2 separate regions of the Homo sapiens genome follow, and region 1 is linked to region 2. The links are chromatin loops, found by intact Hi-C in ENCODE. Cell type or tissue: heart left ventricle. All regions are shown on one strand. Links, peaks and the distances in the headings refer to the core of each region. The heading gives the core; the rest is flanking DNA.

What was found. Hi-C counts contacts between places; a loop is a spot of excess contacts. Peaks named below come from ENCODE experiments on the same cell type or tissue, not always from the same donor. Only the 100,000 strongest peaks of a DNase experiment are listed, where the experiment ranks them.
Region 1: it touches region 2 in a loop (4-fold over the local background); 3 of 110 quality-filtered maps call a loop at or near these places.

Annotation. Positions count from the first base shown.
Region 1 is chrX:69,055,706-69,065,772 of GRCh38, reverse strand. It overlaps LOC105373242 (a long non-coding RNA gene), which reads left to right. Exons shown (of 6, transcript XR_001755876.1): 5 at 3,479-3,567. Among named protein-coding and RNA genes, the nearest start is that of PJA1, 100 kb to the left of the region's middle. RefSeq lists an enhancer at 4,121-5,022. In heart left ventricle, for the core only: a CTCF peak has its summit at 4,891 (motif pointing right); no DNase peak of the experiment used is centred there.
Region 2 is chrX:69,382,742-69,392,808 of GRCh38, reverse strand. No RefSeq gene overlaps it. Among named protein-coding and RNA genes, the nearest start is that of NALF2, 120 kb to the left of the region's middle. RefSeq lists a silencer at 5,107-5,156. In heart left ventricle, for the core only: a CTCF peak has its summit at 5,050; no DNase peak of the experiment used is centred there.

The sequences.
Region 1 (10,067 bases), core at 823-8,822, 330 kb after region 2:
AGAAAAGGATTGGGGATTAGCTGACTGGAAACTCAATGAGTCAGCAACCGGACCTGGTGGCCTGAAGAGCTCCTGCATCAGCTGATGGCTGGGGGCTGGGTGCAAGGGAGGCATCTCTTCTACTCACTGGGTATCCCTCTGGAGGTGTGGTGGCTGGGTCATGGCCAAATGGATGCCTGTTTAGAGGAGAGCAGGCTACAGAGGAGACTGACTCCTTGGCCTTCTGAAGTCCCCAGCACTGTCACCAGCCTATACAGTGTCATAGTGCAAGGTGGCAAAAAGCACCTCCTTTGGATGCATGCAGCCTTGTACCAGGGCACATGGCTTAGTGAGTGCAGCGTGGGCTCGATTTCAGCTCCCACTGTCCCCTTGGCTGTGTGCCCACATGGCTGTCTTAATGTCCCTACCATTGACTTACCCAAGCTTTTATTCATTTAATAAATGCGAGTTGAGCTCCTACTATGTGCCATATGTAGGCAGTTTCTAAGTATTGAGGAGTGGCCCCAGAAGCTAGGGATGCTTGCTCTGAAGGAGCAAAGATTACGGCACATCTACAAAGTTCTCTGACTAAAGGCTCTCTGCACTTTTGCTCAGAACTAAGCTTCAAATGAATGGATATTTACTGAATGTCCGCAAAAGGGCTGACTGATTGTGGGCCCTAGCATGAGTCACTGTCTCTCTCTGAGCCTCAATTTCTCCATCTGCAAATGAAGGACCCAGGCTAGATGGACTGTAAGGAAACTTCTAGCTTCTCAAATCCTGCAGGGTGGCCGGGGGAAAGGAGAGCAGACACTGATGGTATGGCTCAGAGTGAGGGCCTGGTCTAGAGAATCTTGGTGGTCCTTTTCAGCCCAAGACTCAGCTGGCTTCCCACATTCCTTTCCATCCCTCCCAGCAGTCTTGCTACAGCCACACTAATGTCATCTGCCCTGCAGCCACCATGGCCTCTCTAAGCACCATGTTTTTGCTCAGGCTGTGCACTCAGCCTGGAGTGCCGTTTCCTATTTCTGCCAGTGAAACCCCACTCAACGTGGATGTTGCAGAGATGACTTCAGTATAAGATGAATGGAGGGATGGGTTTGGACTAGATGTTCTCCACCTCCCTCCCAGCCCAGAGTGTCTTGTATTTGCCAGGGAACTCTAGGAAGGGGCTACTGCTGTCCAAGGGATTCTGGGGGCCGAGATACCCAGGCCTCAGGCATACAGCTCTGGGCTCTGGGACTCCTTGTACTGCCACCACCCAAGGCTTTTCTCCCCGATAGTCTGCTTTTGGGGACATTTCAGAGCATGGGCTCTGCTATGTCCTCCAAAATTCATATGTTGAACCTTAATTTCCAGTGCAATAGTATTAAAAGATGAGGCTGCTAGGAGGTGATTAGGGCATGAGGGTGGAGCCCTCATGAATGGGATTAGTGCCCTTTTAAGAGAGGTTTGAGGGAGCCTTTTTGCCCTTCTACCATGTAAGGACACAACTAGAACTAGAAGGTGCCATCTTGGAAGCAGAGAGTCACCCCTCACCAGACACCAAGTCTGTTGGCACCTTGATCCTGGACTTTTCAGAACTGTGAGCAATAAATTTCTATTATTGATAAATGACTCAGTCTAATGTATTTTGTTATCACAGCCTGAACTAAGACAGGCTCTGAAACCAGATTAAGCCCGTGTTCACAACTCAAATCTGCCCCCTTTCTAACTATGCAATTTCAGATCCCTCAGGTCCCATTTGAGAGCTTGTTTCACCCTCGTCAAGAGTCTGTGTCAGTTGCCTGACAAAGCTTGAGAGGCCTGACTCCTTTTGTCTGCCAGCATTCTGCTGAGCCAGGCTCTTGCCCCTCTGGTCTCTTGCTTCTGTCCTACAAGTACGTCCTGATTTACAAAGCAAAAGGCATCATTCTTTGCTTTGGAAGCTTTTCCCATGATTTCCCCCCAGAATTTCTCTGAACATCCCCCTTCCCCAGTCCCACCTCCTTTGTTCTCTCTGGGCCCTTTGCACTGTCATCCATATGCTCTGGGCCCCTCAGCTCCAATGGGTAGTGCCAGTAGAGCCCTCACACACTCAGCAAGCCCCACCTCAGCCAAACCTGGGGCTCCTAGGCTTGATAAGTCTGTGGTAGGATGTTGAGGGGAGGCACCCCCATGTTCCCATGGCCCCTGTGTCCTCTGGAAGTGAGCTGGCCCCTCGCTAGGGCTCTCTTTCTTGTCCTGCATTTTCTCTGTTTTCCCGCTTTTAATGCAGTTGGCTGTCATTCGTGCTTCCCAGGCAGGGCACTCCCCTTCGGAGACAGATAACACAGGGCTTAAGAACATAGATGTTTTAGTCTGGCAGGCCTAGATTCTGTTCCCAGATCTGTCACTTTCTACCTTGGAGACTTTGGGCATGCGGTTTGGCTTTTCTAACTCTCACTTTACCCACCTGCAAAATGGGGTCCATGTTCGTAGCACCCTTCGAAGGATCTGTGAAGATTCAATGGATTGTGCACAATGCCTGCTTGTCATATAGCAAGCGCTTGACTGATGGCAACTGCCTGTTTAGAAAAGCATTTTCTGAAATGCCAGGTGGATTGTGGATACTCAGTACATATTCGTTGAATTGAGGCTTGATTCTGAGCAAAAGTTAAGTTGCAGCTGCCTTCGGTCAGAGATCTTTGCAGAGACCTTTGTAGGGCCCCACAGTTTGCCTTCTTTGTCTGTTCCATGACATGGCCACCTGCCCCCCACCCCCCATCACCTGCTTCCCCACTGAAGGTTCAGCAGGAGTTGCTGAAAGGGCCTTGTGGCCAGGGTGAAAAGAGCAGGTTATACTGAGGGCTAGGTTCCTGGGGTGCTTGTGGCATCAGTGGTATTGAATGCAGGCTGGGAGAGCCCTAGGGAGTGAGTGGGGTCTAAGAGCATAGGACTAGCCTGGTTGAAGGCAAAAAGCAAGGCTCTAAAACGAGGCTGACTTGGGCTCAGGTCCTAGTGCTGCTATTTATTGGCTGGGTGACCACAAGCCATTCTCCTGTCTGTGAAGTGGGGATGATAGTGCCTGCCCTGTTCACCACACAGGCTGGGGGTAGGAATGCAGTGAGACAGCAAAAATGTGTGGGAACGTCGGAGTGTGGGACCCAGGTGCTGAGTCTGGTCAAATTGGATCTCTGAACATGTTTTACAGAAGGCAACAGGGTAAATAAGACAGCATGGACCTGGGCTCAAATCCTGGCTCTGTACCTTGGTGGTGGTGTATCCCTGGGCAAGTCGCTAAACTTCTCTGTGTCTCTGTCTCCACATTTGTAGAACAGGGATAGTACTATAGTACCTACCCCACTGCTGTGAGAGGGCAATGTAATGATGCATAAAGCACAGCTAGCCTGTAGGAGATGGCCAGGCCCACCTAGAGAGTCCCACAGGCAAAGCTGGGAGGTGCCAAGGCAGGCATAAATGGTGAGTAGTTAACTGTTGCTAACCATCAAACACTGCCAGAATCCCTTTTCCTTGCCAGGTCCTGAGCTTGGTGCTGAGGACGCCTGGAGGAATCACAGAGCCCATCTGGAAACAGCCCATCTCCTGGCTGGGTTGGATCAGCCTCTGGTAGGTCTCGTGCCCTGGCAGCTATCTCAGGCCTGTCTCCCCTTCCCAGGGGGCCTTAGCCTAGCCTTTTGCATCCTAGAGCCCACCATGTGGCCCACTATGCTCACGCAGCTCCAGGAGAAAATTCTCCTCTGCCACCCCCAGAACATGGTTCCTCCGTCCCTGGCTCAAACCCTGAATCTTGCTTGGAACAAATGCAATGAGAGTGTCCAGCACTGAGAAGGCCTTTAAGACCCATTGCCCCCCTGTTCTGGATGCCCAGGGCATAGGGCCCCTGCCCTCATGGAGATCGTGCTTTAGTGGGGGAGACAGAAGAGCTCAAATAGAGGTACATGCTGTGAAGGAGCTATTTTCACAGAAGAAGCTAAGGCTATTTTCAATCAGGTGGTGAGGAATTCTTCCCATTGGACACTTGGGGAGACAGAGGAACAGACTGACCCAAGGTCATCCAGCAAGGTTCTGGGAGAAATCAGGACAAGATGGGCACGGCAGCTCTCACGCCTGTAATCTCAGTACTTTGGGCGGCCAAGGCGGGCGGATCATTTGAGTTGGAGACCAGCCTGGGCAACATGGCAAAACTCCATATCTACAAAAAAATACAAAAATGTTCCAGGTGTGGTGGCATGCACCTGTAGTCCCAGCTACTTGGGAGGCTGAAGTGGGAGGATAGCTTGAACCCAGTAGGTCGAGGCTGCAGTGAGCCACGATCTCACCACTGCATTCTAGCCTGGGTGACAGAGTGAAACTCTGTCTCAAAAGAACCACCCCCCCGAAAACAAACAACCAAACAAACAAACAAAAAAGAAAAAGCGAGAGGCAGATCCCAGAGGTCTACAGCCCTGTGCACTGAGCTGTCTCCAGGGGCTCCTCAAATTGTCTCATTCACCTTGTCCTGTTTGTACCCACACCTCCACATGGCCCCGTGGCATCTCAGCTCTTCCCTCTCTTGGGCAGCAGAGGCTTCTGGGATGACCTAAAGGTTTAGGTCATCCTGGAGTCGACCCAGGGCTCCCTTGGGTTCCTGTGCTGTTGCAGGGAGGAGGCTTGGGGCCCTGGGCAGTGGGAGTGTGTTGGGGGCCGGGAACTTGCACGGGCAAATGGTGTCTGTGAAAACATTGGCTGCTGACAGCTCCAGCCAACAAGGCCCCCACAGTCCAGATGTGGCCTCACCCACCTCCCTCCTGCAACAGCAGATTTACAAAGAACCACACAGCCCATCTCAGAGAAACAAGATTGCAGGGTTGGAAGGGGCAGGAAGGACCACCCAGTCCAAGCCATGGGAAGCTAATGGCTCTGTCCTCTGCCTTAAAGGTTGTTTGAACAGCAGGGGTCACTCCTGGGCTGAGAGTGTCCTGGGAAAGGTGAGGCCTTGGCTTTCCTAGTCAAATGTTCCAGGTTTCCTACCCAGAAACGAGAACTGAATCCAGGGGTGGAACCCATGGCCTGACTCTCCCAGCTCTCCCAGGAGGGAGTGGGCTCCTTGCTCCTGCAGGTGTGTGGGCAAGGACTGCACTCCCAGAGCAGACCAGAGGCATGCTGTATAGGGCATTCTGGCATTTGATAGGGGTGGAACCTGAGGCCTTCTTTCTGATTCCTGCCAAATCCACCACCCTAGGCCCCAAAGCCTGCTGGCTCTCCTTGCTTCGAGATGCAGGGCACTCCAGTCCACCCCCACCTCCAGCAGCAGGACAGTCTGGAACCTGCTTCCTCCAACCTCCCCTTAACTAAGTGGGCCCAGCCCTAGGTCTTGATGGGAGCATTCTCTCCCCCATCCCCCACCAACACTTCTCCTAATGCATCCTCTCTGGCCCGGCTGAGAACTGCAGACGGCACTGTGACATGAGGGGAGATAAGGGGGCTCTCACATTTCCCCCGGCTGGGCTCCTGGGCCGCCAGCATTCACGCTGGCTGATTTCAACATGAAAGGGCCCCTTGAGAAGGAGAGCCCCCTCCCTTTCCCCCTTCCCTCTGCTAAGCCCCACTCCGCAGCTAACCACTGTCTGAGCCGCCCTCTTTCTGGAGCAGCCGCTCGCCTGCCTGCTAAGCCTTCCCCCAACTGCTTCAGCCTCACCTCGGCCACCTCCATCCTCTAGGATGGGAATCCCCAGCTCTCCTGCTATACACACACACACACACACACACACACACACACACACACACACACAGGGCTGCTTCCCCACCCCCTCCCCCCACCAGTGCTATATTAGAGAGAAGAAACAGGGAGTGGGGATTGCAGTCTCAGCCGGTGACACAAGGTTGGGGGGGTGGGGGTGGTCTGGAGATACAGGGGAGTTGACCAACCACAGGCCACTACGTTGAACAAATCTTTGTGGGAGACTGCCCAGAAGAGAGGAGGTCTCCCAGCCCCAAATGCAGAGAGAGGCACCAGGATGTTTGAGGACCCAAGGGCTAAACACCCAGGCTCTTTTCCTTAACTGCCTGAGACAAGCACCCTTCAAAAATCCACTGAAACATCTCATGTTTCTGCCACCAGAGGCCTTCCAGGTATCTGCCCTAAATCTTTTACATTGCAACTTTTAAAACCTTTTATTTTGAACTAATTTTAGACTTATAGAAATATTGCAAAAAATAGAACAGATTGCTTTCGTACACCCCTCACCTAGTTTCCTAATATTAATATCTTACATAACTATGGTACAGTGATCAAAACCAAGAAATTAACATTGGTTCAGTACTATTATCTGAACTACAGATCTTATTGGAATTCCCTATTTTCCCCCGTCACATCTTATTTTCCGTTCCAGGATCCTGTCCTGAATCCCACATTGCGTTTAGTTGTTACTTCTCCTTAGTATTTTCCAATCTATGACAGTTCCTCAGTCTTTTGTCATCTTTCATGATCTTCATACTTTTGAAGAGTGCTAGTCAGGTATTTTATAGACAGTCCCTTGATTGAGGTTTGCTTGATATTTTCTCATGACCTGAGGGAGGCTATAATTTTTGGCAAGAATACCACAGAAATGGTGTTGGGTCCATCTCAGCACACCACAGCAAGAGGCTCATAATGTCCATGTGTCTTATGACTAGTGGTGTTTACCTTGATCACTTGGTTAAGCTGATGTGTGCAGGGTTTATCCACTATAAAGTTACTATAGTTCCCTTTTTAGTTGATAAATATCTTGGGACTATGCAAGTCCTGTTTCTCCTCAAACGTTCACCCACAATTTGTAGCATTCATCAGTGGATCCACCATTATTGTAGTGGTGCTTTCCTGACAATTATCTATTTTCCTCTTTCTTTCTATGCATATTGATTGCAATTTTACTGTAAGGGAAAGTTCCCCCTTCTCCCCTGTTTATTCAGTTTTTTTAACTTTTATTTTAGTTTTATGGGTACATGTGCAGGTTTGCTATATAGGTAAATTGTGTGTTATGGGGGTTTGGTGCACAGATTATTTTATCACCCATGTGTAAGCATAGGTAGTTTCTCAACTCTTACCCTCCTCCCACCCTCCACCCTTAAGTTGATATTTATTTTATTCTATGGGTTAAAATCCAGTATTATCTCCCCCCTCAAGGGGGTAAAGTATAATTCTCCATTCTGTAAATATGGGCTGGGCATAGTGACTTCCTTCCAAAGAGTACAGAAGAGGGAAAAAAGTAACATGGAGAAACCTGACAAACACTGCCTCAGTCAGATGATCAAAGTTAACATTATCAGTTAACAGCCTGTACCATTGATGAGATGTGTCGAGTAGGGCATTTCACCTCTGTGATATTCCTCCTGGGACCCATTCCCCATTTTTTTTAAATTTATTATCATACTTTAAGATTTAGGGTACATGTGCACAATGTGCAGGTTAGTTACATATGTATACACGTGCCATGCTGGTGCGCTGCACCCACTAACTCGTCATCTAGCATTAGGTATATCTCCCAGTGCTATCCCTCCGCCCTCCCCCCACCCCACAACAGTCCCCAGAGTGTGATGTTCCCCTTTCTGTGTCCATGTGTTCTCATTGTTCAATTCCCACCTATGAGTGAGAATATGCAGTGTTTGGTTTTTTGTTCTTGCGATAGTTTACTGAGAATGATGATTTCCAATTTCATCCATGTCCCTACAAAGGACATGAACTCATCATTTTTTATGGCTGCATAGTATTCCATGGTGTATATGTGCCACATTTTCTTAATCTAGTCTATCATTGTTGGACATTTGGGTTGGTTCCAAGTCTTTGCTATTGTGAATAGTGCCACAATAAACATACGTGTGCATGTGTCTTTATAGCAGCATGATTTATAGTCCTTTGGATATATACCCAGTGATGGGATGGCTGGGTCAAATGGTATTTCCAGTTCTAGATCCCTGAGGAATCGCCACACTGACTTCCACAATGGTTGAACTAGTTTACAGTCCCACCAACAGTGTAAAAGTGTTCCTATTTCTCCACATCCTCTCCAGCACCTGTTGTTTCCTGACTTTTTAATGATTGCCATTCTAACTGGTGTGAGATGATATCTCATTGTGGTGTTGATTTGCATTTCTCTGATGGCCAGTGATGATGAGCATTTTTTCATGTGTTTTTTGGCTTCATAAATGTCTTCTTTTGAGAAGTGTCTGTTCATGTCCTTTGCCCACTTTTTGATGGGGTTGTTTGTTTTTTTCTTGTAAATTTGTTTGCTTCAAAGAGAATAAAATACCTAGGAATCCAACTTACAAGGGATGTGAAGGACCTCTTCAAGGAGAACTACAAACCACTGCTCAATGAAATAAAAGAGGATACAAACAAATGGAAGAACATTCCATGCTCATGGGTAGGAAGAATCAATATCATGAAAACGGCCATACTGCCCAAGGTAATTTGTAGATTCAATGCCATCCCCATCAAGCTACCAATGACTTTCTTCACAGAATTGGAAAAAACTACTTTAAAGTTCATATGGGACCAAAAAAGAGCCCGCATTGCCAAGTCAATCCTAAGCCAAAAGAACAAAGCTGGAGGCATCACACTACCTGACTTCAAACTATACTACAAGGCTACAGTAACCAAAACAGCATGGTACTGGTACCAAAACAGATATAGATCAATGGAACAGAACAGAGCCCTCAGAAATAATGCCGTATATCTACAACTATCTGATCTTTGACAAACCTGACAAAAACAAGCAATGGGGAAAGGATTCCCTATTTAGTAAATGGTGCTGGGAAAACTGGCTAGCCATATGTAGAAAGCTGAAACTGGATCCCTTCCTTACATCTTATACAAAAATCAATTCAAGATGGATTAAAGACTTAAACATTAGACCTAAAACCATAAAAACCCTAGAAGAAAACCTAGGCATTACCATTCAGGACATAGGCATGGGCAAGGACTTCATGTCTAAAACACCAAAAGCAATGGCAACAAAAGCCAAAATTGACAAATGGGATCTAATTAAACTAAAGAGCTTCTGCACAGCAAAAGAAACTACCATCAGAGTGAACAGGCAACCCACAAAATGGGAGAAAATCTTCACAACCTACTCATCTGACAAAGGGCTAATATCCAGAATCTACAACGAACCATTCCCCATTTTAACCATGAGAAAAAAAATCATGATTTTTCAAATTCAAATTGAGGAACATTCTACAAAGTACCAGACCAATACTCCTTAAAACTGTCAAAGTCATCAAAAGCAAGAAAAGTCTGAGAAATTGTTGCAAGAAAGAGGAGCCTAAGGAGAGGTGATGAGTAAATGTAATGTTATATATCCTGGATGGGATTTTGGAACAGGTAATGGTCATTAAGTAAAAACTAAGGAAATGTGAATCAATTATGGACTTCAGTTAATAACAATGTATCAATATTGGCTCATTAGTTGTACAAGTGTACCATACTAATGTGAGATGTTAATAGGCGAAACCGGATGTGGAATATATGGGAACTCTTAATGTTTTATTTGTACCTTTTCCGTAAATCAAAAACCGCTCTAAAATAAAAATGAATTATTAAAAATCCAATACTATATTTATTTTCTGCTCAAATTGTTCCTACTTTGGCTATTAGGACATCCTGCAGGTTGGCTCCTGTGCTCCTTAGACAAGCTCCCATTTTTTTTCATTTTATTTTATTTTATTTTATTTTGTGAGCACTTCCTTATTTTCTGGCACCACGAGATGGTCCAGGCTTATCTTGGATTTTCCCTGCCCTAACCCTGACCCAGCCATTTCTCCAAGGAGCCCTGGTTCCTTTTATTGGAGGAGATGGTATTAGAAGAAACCAAGATGTGGGCACTAGATGCAGTCATTGCTACTAGGATGTCATTGCTTCTAGGCTCTCTCAGCTGACATAGCTAGGAAATATATGCGTGTATACCAACTCATTTTGCTGCAATTAAAAAAATGTTATTTACTTTTGTTCTGCCCTCAAGAGATAAACTTCACTTACTGTAACTGCCTCATGATATTCCTTAGCAAGGATGAAAAAAATCTTATTAAATTAGTCCCTTATTGGTGGCTATTTATATACTGTATTATACATTACATTTTCTTTTATATTA
Region 2 (10,067 bases), core at 867-8,866:
CGTTATGACTGCAATTATGTGTGACTGACCATGGACCCAGCAGTCTGGAAGCAGGATTTCCTCCCTTTTTTGCACTCTCAGATTCCAGGGTCCTCTCTCTCAGCCCCAGCCTGTTCTTCTTTGTAAGACTGTGGAAGGGAATGGACTTCCCAGAGACTCACCCAATACCTTCACCCGCAGGAGCGTGAGCCTTCTTTCCTGTGGGCAAATGGATCTCTTTAGGGAAGGCACGTCCCCTCCCAGGAGTACAGTGACAGACACAGAAGGGATGAAATGACCAACCCTGAAAAGCATGAGAAAGCAGCCCCCAAACACAATTCCACCTGTCAGCAAAAGGTTGAGGGTTTGCCTGAGAAATGGAGTGCCTTCCAATTGCAAAGAACTTAATAGGAACCAGCTCAAAATCCTGTGAGCCTACTGGGGGCCCTGTTCCTTTGTAAAAAGCCAGACTGAGTCTATTATTTTAAAATGTCAACTGGATGGAGGATATGACAGGGAAAAGTATGAGGCTCCTCTTCCTGAAGGCCCAGATGCAGTTCTGCATGCTAAAGGGAAAGTGCCCCCGACACCCAACCCCCTGGGTTTTTTCCTGCTTTTCTGCAAAGTGCCCACCAAGAAGGTCCTAGTGCCAGGAGCCAGGTCAAGTCCTCACCTTGGTCCCCTCACTGAGGCAGACCAGCAGCACATCTGGTTTTCATTAGCTCCTCTGCCACCCTATCCCTCCACTACCTCCCTCCCCTCCTCATTGGTGACAGGCTGCTGGAGGTGTCCTGACAAAAGCCTTGCTGAGGGACTCTCATTATGTGTTGCCCCTCTGTTTGGTGTGCTGTGTTCTTGGACCCTCTGGGGTCTTCCTAGAGTTGGTCAGTCTGTCAGCTCATCTGTCTGTCAGTCAGCCTGTCCATCAACCATCAGTCTCTAGTGGCCAGCAGGACAGTGTCATTCAGTCAGACAGCCAGACAGTCCACTGCTCTCAACCAGCCATGCCAGCTAGGCAATCACTAAGTCAGTAAATCTGTCTCTCAGTCCTTCGGTTATTTTAGGAGTGGAGATGGTACAGAGACCACAGGAAGGACACATCCCATACCATGTGGAAGAGGGGAGAGCAGGGACATCAGTGTGCTGAGAAGATGGGCAGCAGCGAGGTGGGCAGAATGAAATGGGAGTGGGGATAATTTGGGAAGGCTTCCTGGAAGAAAGACATTTGAAGGGGGCCCAGAGAGACGTGACTGAACTGAGAATTCTTAGCCCTCTCCCTGACTCCAACCAAAGCAGCTCAGGGTGTCACCCTGAGGTAAGGGGTTAAAGGACCTGAGGATTTGGTGGTGCGGTGGAGAGAGCTCTACTCTCCACTCTGCCTCTGATTAGCTGGAGAACCTCTAATTAGCTCTGAGCCCTGATTTCCCAGCTGTACCACTGGGGGAAAGGTGGGGCACAGCAGTGGACCAGATGAGCCCTAAAGGGCCTCCAGCTCTGATGTACCCTGTCTCTCTCTCTCTGGCTCATGCCTGGGAGAAAGAAGAACTCTGTAACCCTGAGACCTGGTTTGGGCTCTCACCTGGGCCTTCTGGCCTGGGTCAGTTCTCTGAACACAGGTCCTCCAAATGAAGGACACCAATTCTAAAGAAAGTATGGACAGACTTACAGATAAACAGATGTATGAGCCAAGATCCCTGGCTGGGACACCCCTAAGCTAAAGAACAAACTACAGGAGCAGATCTGTCCTAGGGGAGGTATAGTGGAGGCGGTTGTGCCTGGGTTGGAGTGCTGTGGAATGGATGAGCCACTTCTGGTACTACTGGAGGGGCAGGATAAGCTGTTTGGAGGAAGTGGATTTTTTCAGGGGGGTTTGGAAGGTGAGGAAAGAGGTTTGGCAGGAAGAAAGGGAGAAGTGGTGGCAGGACTCAGGGTCTCACCCCGCCTTCCCAAGTCGTCTCTTTTCTGCTTCTCTGTACATCTTCCCAAGCTGTTGGCTGGGACCAAAGCCAGCCCAGAGCTCACTCAGACACTGACCTCAAGGCCATGGTAAGGCAAATCTGAAAGGGCCTTTAGAAACCATCCACTCATTCACCCACCAGGGTAACTGATGCTCCAGAGAGAGGAGGAGACTTGGCCCTTAGAATACAGTGTAAAAAGTATGATAATAGATACATGGGCAAAATGTTACAAGTGCACCAAGGAGGAATCAGCTATCTGGAAAGGCTTCACAGGGGTGCTGACAGTTGTCTTGAGTCCTGAAGAATGAGTAGGAGAGCTGCAGGTGTACAGGGCAAAGGGATTCCAGGCAGAGAGAATCACAGTGCACACAGCCACAGGGGTATTGCATGCAAATTAGATGAAATGGTAAATGTGCTCTGAAATAGCTGGAGTAAAGGGGTCTATGAGCAAAGGCAAAACAATTGGATCAGAACTAAATTTTAAAGGACCTTAAAGACCAGGCTAGGGAATTTGAACTTTATATTGTAAGTATTGGGGAGCGACTGGCTTTTAAGCAGGGGGATAATCAGATTACTGCTTTTAATAATAATACAGATTATATTAGGTTCTATTAATGAAATCCTTCTTGTGTACACGCTCAAGTGTCAGTCAGCCTGGGTTCAATCCTGGCTCAGCCATTTACTAGTTGAGTGACCTTGGGCATGATATGCAACTTTTCAACAGCTCAGTTTTATCATCTGTAAAATGGAGGCAATAATAGCACCTTTCTCATAGGGTTTTTCTGAGGTAAGACATGTAAAGTGCTTAAAACAGAACCTGGCTGGCAGTAAGCGCTCAATAAATCTCAGCCAGGAATAATGACAGTCGTGTCTTCATTTTGTGTAGGAGGATTTTGAGGCTCAGAGAGGTGAAACCAGTTGCCCAGAACCACACAGACAGTTTGGCAGAGCTAGGTTTCAAAGCCAAAGTTCGAGCTAAGATTTGTGTCTTAAAAATTTCTCTGGAGGCCCTGTGAGAGATCGTGTTAAAGGAGAGAGACTGGGGCCCATGCCACCACTTGGGAGGCTGTTGCAACCCACCGGGGCATGAGGATGCTGGTTGGGACCCAGAAGAGCCACTTTGCCCAGCCAAGCTGTCATTTAGGAGCCTTTGAGGAGCTGGCCTGGCCCAATGAAGACCTGTTCTTTCCATCAGTGGGGCTAGGGAGGTTAATGGCATTCCCAGGAAGGGCCAGGGATTAGGGGAGCCTGCACTTCAGAGCCAAATTCTTTCACCTCTAGTGAGTTTTCCAGAGATTCTCCCTCTGCCCTGCAGTGCCTGGCCCCAGGAAAAAAGAGGGGGATGGGCTGAGACCTCCCGCTCCCCAGCCCCATGGACCAGGCTGGAGGAGAGTGCAGCCCCCGACTGGGCTGGCCCTGGTCCCGGCTGTGGCTGTTCCGGCACAAGCTGTGGGAAAGGAGGAAGGCCTCAGCATGCTCACTGGGGTGCAGCAGGGGTGGACGAAGAGGAGGGGGTCTCGGACCCTTCAGAGGCTGGACAATTAGAGAGAAGGCACATTCCAGGGGAATCCACATCTGGGATGGGCCTGAGCCTGGGCCAGCCTTGTAATCCATTGCAGATGTGACGGCCAGCAGCAGATGTGGGCAGGACCTCCCTCATGAAAGGCTGAGGTCTGGGGGCGGTTTGCAGGGATGGGGAGATGAGGAACAGCTCCCAGACACCACCAGCCAGCTCCTTTTGGGAGGCCACTACCTGGCTGCAATTCTGTGCATGGCACCTTGCCGATGGCAGTGTAGCCAGGCTGAGATGATGCAGCTGGCCTGGGACCCTGGCTTCAGCTGAGTATTTCTGGGAGCAGAGCTTGGGCCAGGAAGCCACCAGTCCCCAAGCTAGGCTTCTTTGCAACCTTTCAGATGTCAATGGCTGTGCAGCAGGGTTCTCAGTGGCTTTAAAACCTGGCGAGGGAGGAGTTTGGGACTCTGAGTCTGATGCCAACCAGCTCCAGCCCGCTCATCCTGGCCCCAGTTCAAGTCTCTGGGGATGCTGGGGCTGGCATCGCCAGGAGGAAGTCTTAAGGACTTTTCAGTGCCAGGAATTGCTGATTTTCATGAACCCAAGTGGCCAGGGCTAGATGACGTCTAGACATCTGTGCTTGTCATATGACCTGACAGTTGGCACCAGAACAGTGCCCCGGGGGAAGAAAGGAGGAACTTAGCAAGGGCCTGCTCATTGGTGGGCTTTGAAAAGGCCAGCCAGAGGTCTAGGAGGTGAGTGGAGGGTGTCTGGGGGCTATGAGGCAGGTTTTCCCTGGCCTCTGAGTGGGGATCTGTAATTGTTCATCACCCAGTGTGCTTAGCAAGGCACCTGCAATTGGAGAATCATCACTTTAGAATGGCAGAATGAGGGAGGGAATTTAGACTTCTCCTGGTCTGTCCCAACCCCTTCATGTTACAGAGGAGGGAATGGAGGCTCAGAGAAAGATACGGGCTTGGCCCAGGTTGGAGAACCGTGGCTGAGCTGAGCCGAGAAGGTTGGGCTTCTGATTTCCCGCTGAGTGCTTTTTCCCACAGCCCCAGGCTGCTTGGTGGAATGAATGGGTGAGTAATAAGTGAATGGGTGAATGAATAGAAAGGCTTGGCTGCTAAGATGGAGTTGTGACCTGGCCAAAGGTTTGTAGATGCAGTGGGTATGTCCATTTCCAGTTTCTCAGCATTGTACTGCTTGTGTGAAAGACAGGAATCCATCTTGCCCCTTTTCTCTCAACCATGTCTTCCCACATCATCCATTTCAATACTGCAGGCTGCAAAGAAGGGGATGGGGAAGGATTCACCCCAGGTCACCCACCAGGACAAGCACAGGGGCAGGCTGCAAAGCCAGGTGTCCCTAGAGCCTCTACTCCTCACCTCTCTCTGCCAGAGCTGAAGACAACTTCCATCCATTTCACAGGCTAGGAAACCGGAGACAGGCCCAGAGGGGGCGCAAGACGGATTACAGGATGAGCTTTAAATCAGGCCTGGCAGGACACTGCATGTAATGGATTCCTGTCGGCCAGAGCAGCGGTAGTGGCCCCTGTGGGCTCAGCAGCCCCCAGAGCAGTGTCACTCCGGACTAACGACAGGTGGCAGCAGAGGACCATGGTAGGCAGCCTAGGCGTTAATTATTACGGCTGCCCAGTCCCCCTTTCTCAGGCCCTAAGTTGGCCAGATTGGTACCCTGAGTGCATATGGGACCCCTGTGGCAGAGGGGTGCCCAGAGCTGGGATAAATAAGTGCTTACTGAAGAACAGCATTGGAGCAATGGTGAAAGGCAGCACAGAACATCTCAGAGGAAGAAAGAGGTCGGGGAGCTTGACAGAGTCTAAGAGGAAGAGGGAACTGCAGAAAGGGAGGGAAGAAAGGAAGGGGGGAGAAAGAGAGAGGGAAAAAAGACAGAGAAATAGGCTGACAGTTTGAAGAAAAACAAAGATGTACAGAGATTCCGTGGGATGCATCAACACACACATACTGAAATCGTGGAACTTTTTAGATGGAAGGACCTTTAGAGGTCACCTAGTCCAAACCTTGCTGATGGGGACAGAGACTCAGAGAAGATGTGATTTGCCTGAGGTCACACAGCAAATTTGTGACCAAGCAGGGACTAGTCCCAGCCTGGATCCTCCCCTTGGTTCCCAGACTCCAGCTCTTTTGTTGAAAGACCTTCCTTGGGCAGTATACATGAAAACTGCCCAGAGATCTACCTAGAATTTGCCACAGAGTTCAAAAGACTAGTGAGACCTAGAAACAGACACATAGAAAGCAGAGGGAGGTGATCCAAGAGGAGAAAAGGAAAAGGAGAGCAGGAAGGAGCAGAGTGCTCAGAGGCAGTTGGAGGAAGTATCTGGGCAAGCTCCCCTCTCCACTGACTTTCGGCCCAGGGTCCCACCTAAGGGTAGGCAGCTTTCCCTCCATATGGCATTGTCCTGCCCCTCTCAGTCCATGCCTAGCCCACCCTAGAGCAGGGAACAGATATGTGAAGAAGGGGCCCAAGCTGGGTCCTAGAACTAGAGAGAAGGCCTTGATTTTCTATTCCTGCCACCTGTTCTCTTTATAGGATCACTGCCTGATTTTACCACACGGGGTGAGCACACTGCTACCTGACTAGGACCCAAGCTCTGCCATCTTTTGCCTGCTGGTCTATGCTAGGGCATTCACGCTATGTCATCATCAATTCTAGTGACCATATTTTTCAAGCTAAAATATCGGGCCAGATTGTCTAATACATGATCTGATCACAGAACAGAATACTTAAAATTAGGCTTGTCCTCGGAAATCTGGGCCATCTGGTTACGGTCCTGTTACTCCACCCGTCGGCTTTTCCTTCACACACAGGCCTAGAGATGCCCCCAGCTGTCAGCCAGGCCCTAGGGCCAAGAAATAAGGAAAGGAAAGGGAAAGAGAGCTAATGTATACTGAGCTTTTGCCATGTGTCATGTATTTTCCATCCATTATCTCATTTACTTCCCATGACAACCATATGAGGTAGGTACTCTTATAATCCTTATTTCGCAGATGAGGAAACAGGTTCAGACAGCTGGACTCACTTACCCAGGGTCACACAACTACCACGCCAGGCACAGATCCTAATGCAATGGGCTGACCTCTCCAGCAATATAAATCCCTTCTAAGGAAAGAGAGGAAACACTGAGCAGAAATGCTATCCTGAAAGCCATCATGAACTTGGGATGTATCAATAGAGATAAAGAGACCAAGTCAAGTATGTAACAGCTTTGCTCTTCTCTGCTGTCTGGAACACGTATCCAGCCTAGAGGCCCCATACATTAAGGGCACACGGGTACATCTCTACAGGGGAATGAGGAGGTTAAGAAGGGACAGGGAGCCCAAGTCCCATGAGAAATAGTTGGAAGAAGTGGGGCTATTTGGCCTCAGGATGTGACTTCAGACCTCTAAAGGACACAGTGACAGGCATGGTCTATATGGCCCCTGGGGACTGAGATAAGAGGTGGTAGATATAGGGAGACAGATTTGGAACTTTCTCAGAGTTCAAGCTATCCTGTCATAAAACCAACTGCCTGCCTTGAGAGAGGGTAAGCTGGTGGTGTGCAAACTGGGTCAAGCTGAGCACTTGGTAGAAATACTGCAGAGAAGGCTTGAGGCTCTGAATCAGAGGTGAGACTGCAAGCCCCTAAATTCATTGCAGCCCTGAGACTCCATGAATCTATGATTCTGTGAGGGTCAGTGTTCTCCAAGGTCATTCCCATGGAGATTCCACTACTTCTCTCCACTATTTTTTTTTCCAGTGTCTCACATCTTTCAAAGCCAGAAAATCATTCCTTAGGTTTCACCTAAATTCCTCTTACTGGAATCATTCTTAGTGCCATGCAGGACTGGCTGCTGAAAAAGGAGGGATGGAGAAAGCAGCAAAGCAGAGCCATCAGAGACCTAGAGGAGGAACATTCTTAAATAGCAAACATTACGCAGACAGATGGCCAATGATGAGCAGGGGAGAAAAGCATTCAGAAAACATTTATTTGGGGGTATGAAGGCACTTTTTCTTTAATGACATTTTCTTTCCCGATTGATTTTGTGAGTCAAATCGCTAACACTTGAAAAGTAGTGGGGGTGGTGAATTGCTCACATTTTCATTAGTTGGAATATGACATTAACCAACCACTCTAGGTAATGTTGAACATTTTTCTGCTAATGTCAGGAAATCCTTTCTTAGGGCTAATCTGGATGTCAATTACAGCACCAACAGACCATTGTTGAATGTGAAATTTGCATAATGTTCCATTGAGTGAGAGGTGCAGATTGTCAGATGACTGGAAGGTGGCAGAGACTGATGATGGTCATGGTTTGTCCTGACAAGACCATAGGGATGTTGGGAACTAAGAAAGTTTGAACTGAAGTGGATGAATGGCCCATTTCTGCTGAATCAAATCTTATTTCTCTTCATTCTGCCAGCTCTTCACTACTTAGGTCAACATCAATTTACCAGATGTGTATGCGGCCCCCAGATGATGCTAGCCTGAGGAGTGATTGTCCCTGCCCTGGAGGCTCCAACTGTCTCTAACATTTCTCTCCTTTGTGGTCTCAGAAATCTGCTTTCTCCATGCCAGTGATCAGCTGTCCTCAGGAGAGAACCCCGGCTTTGGCACCTTTGTCTAGAGCAGTTGATCCAACTGTGAGAATCCAGGAGCCTGCAGAGTAGTATGAAGAAAGGCTGCTCTTCTGCCTGCAACTTGTGTGTGTCTGGGTTACTATGCGATTAAGACCAGATTCTATTTTAGGTCTGGAATCTGTGGATTTCTGTAAGCGATACCCCTGTTTGGGAGGAACATTGGAACAATTAGACAAGTTCCAGCTGTGGATGAGTGTCTTAGGTTGGGTACATGAGAAGTGGAGCCTGAAGCAGGGATTCAGGGCGTGTGACTTATTGGGGGCATGCCCTTCTGGAAAGGCTTGTGAGGCAGGAAAGCAGGATAGGGAAGAGGTAGGGGGCAAGAAAGGCAATGTCTAGTTTTGACCTGTTTCAGAGTGGATGTGGGGGCTCTGGAGCATAAATCACATCACAGGGTTATCCCATCTTGAGTGAGAGGTTGGACTTATGTATTCCCATATCGGTCACTGACTGTCCTTCCTGCTGGTGAGGGGGAAGTATAACCTCCCATGCAACTCTGAATTAGGTGGCTCCCATCAGCCCAGGGCAAGTATCCAAGGAAGCCTTGCTGTTAACCACAGCACTCACAGCTGGGAGATGGGTAGAAATGGGATAGCTGGAAAAGGGGAGCTGGCCCAACATCATCTACAACAGCAGGGCTGCCATCATGGACTTCTAAAGGCCTCCTCCTGCTAGGGGGTGCAAATGCTTCACTCATTGTGACTCTACCTATCAGCTATGAACTAGCTGTGTGTCACTGACTAGAGCTACTGGTGTGTTGTAAATGGAAGGGTTGGGAAGTTGACACTTGTACTAGAATGAGACAAGAGTCCAAGCTCCTGGGTTAGGGAGACCACATGGTAAGACAGGCAGAGAGTTGTGGAGAAGACACCAGACAAAAGTGCCGCTAGGATTGTGTCAGGTCATCAGGAGTGAGTGTGCCATCCCTTCAAGAGACACTGTTTGAGGGTCCTCCAAGTTTATTAGTTTTTTCACTAGGATTAAACTGGAATTGATCCTGACAGATTGTTTTTATGCTGCCTGTGGTTTTGTAAATTATAGTATTTCCTTCTTCTCTTTGTTCATTTTCCTTGTGAAAAAGTCAGCTCGTACTAATATGTTTGAGGGAACCAAGGGAATAGCTTGGTGCCCATCCTGAGGCTGGTATGTTGCATGATAATGATAGCAGCTACCACTTATTGAGCACTTAATATGTACCAGGCATCTACTGAATGCTTACTTTTAGGCATTATTAGTTCATTGAGTCCTCCTAACAGGACTTGGGGTTGTACTGTATATGAGGGCAGAGAAGGAGACAGGAAAGTGTCAAAGATGATGCTTTGCTTCTGAATGGATAGTGGTGCCATTTTCAGAGATGGGGAATACTGGAGAACGAGCTGTGTTCTGGCCTCAGCTCTGTCTTCTCACGGAGGAAACATTCCAGTTTTTGTGAATCCCTCTATGGGAGGCCTGTTTTGAAAACTCTAGAGATTCTTAGAGGTGCATGGCATCCTGATTGGGAGGTTTCTAGATTGCAAAGGACTTGCTAATTCCTTTCTTTCTTTAGTCACTCTTTACTGATGTAACTGGTGTGTCAAAACAGAAAATTTGCGTTCAACCCATCCAGTTCCTCAGAGGGACATCAACTCTTGATTGTTCTAGGACAAGACAAAGACTCATGCTTTTTCTCTCTCTCCACCTCAACCCCAGCAAGATATAAACTATGAGGATGTGTAGAGAGATGTACATTTGCTACTTTGTCCCTTCTCTAAAAAAGAGTCACAAGAGAAACCATTTGGGTAGTAAATAAACCTGCAAACAGTTTTTAATTTCTAGGTACTTAAAGATAATAGGTATTGAGTGCTATGCCCTTTACATGGATTATCTTTTTTATTTTAAGATCTGTGTGAAATAGGTACTTGTGTCCATTAGGACGGTTTTAGCTGCGAGTAAGAGAAACCATGACTCAAACC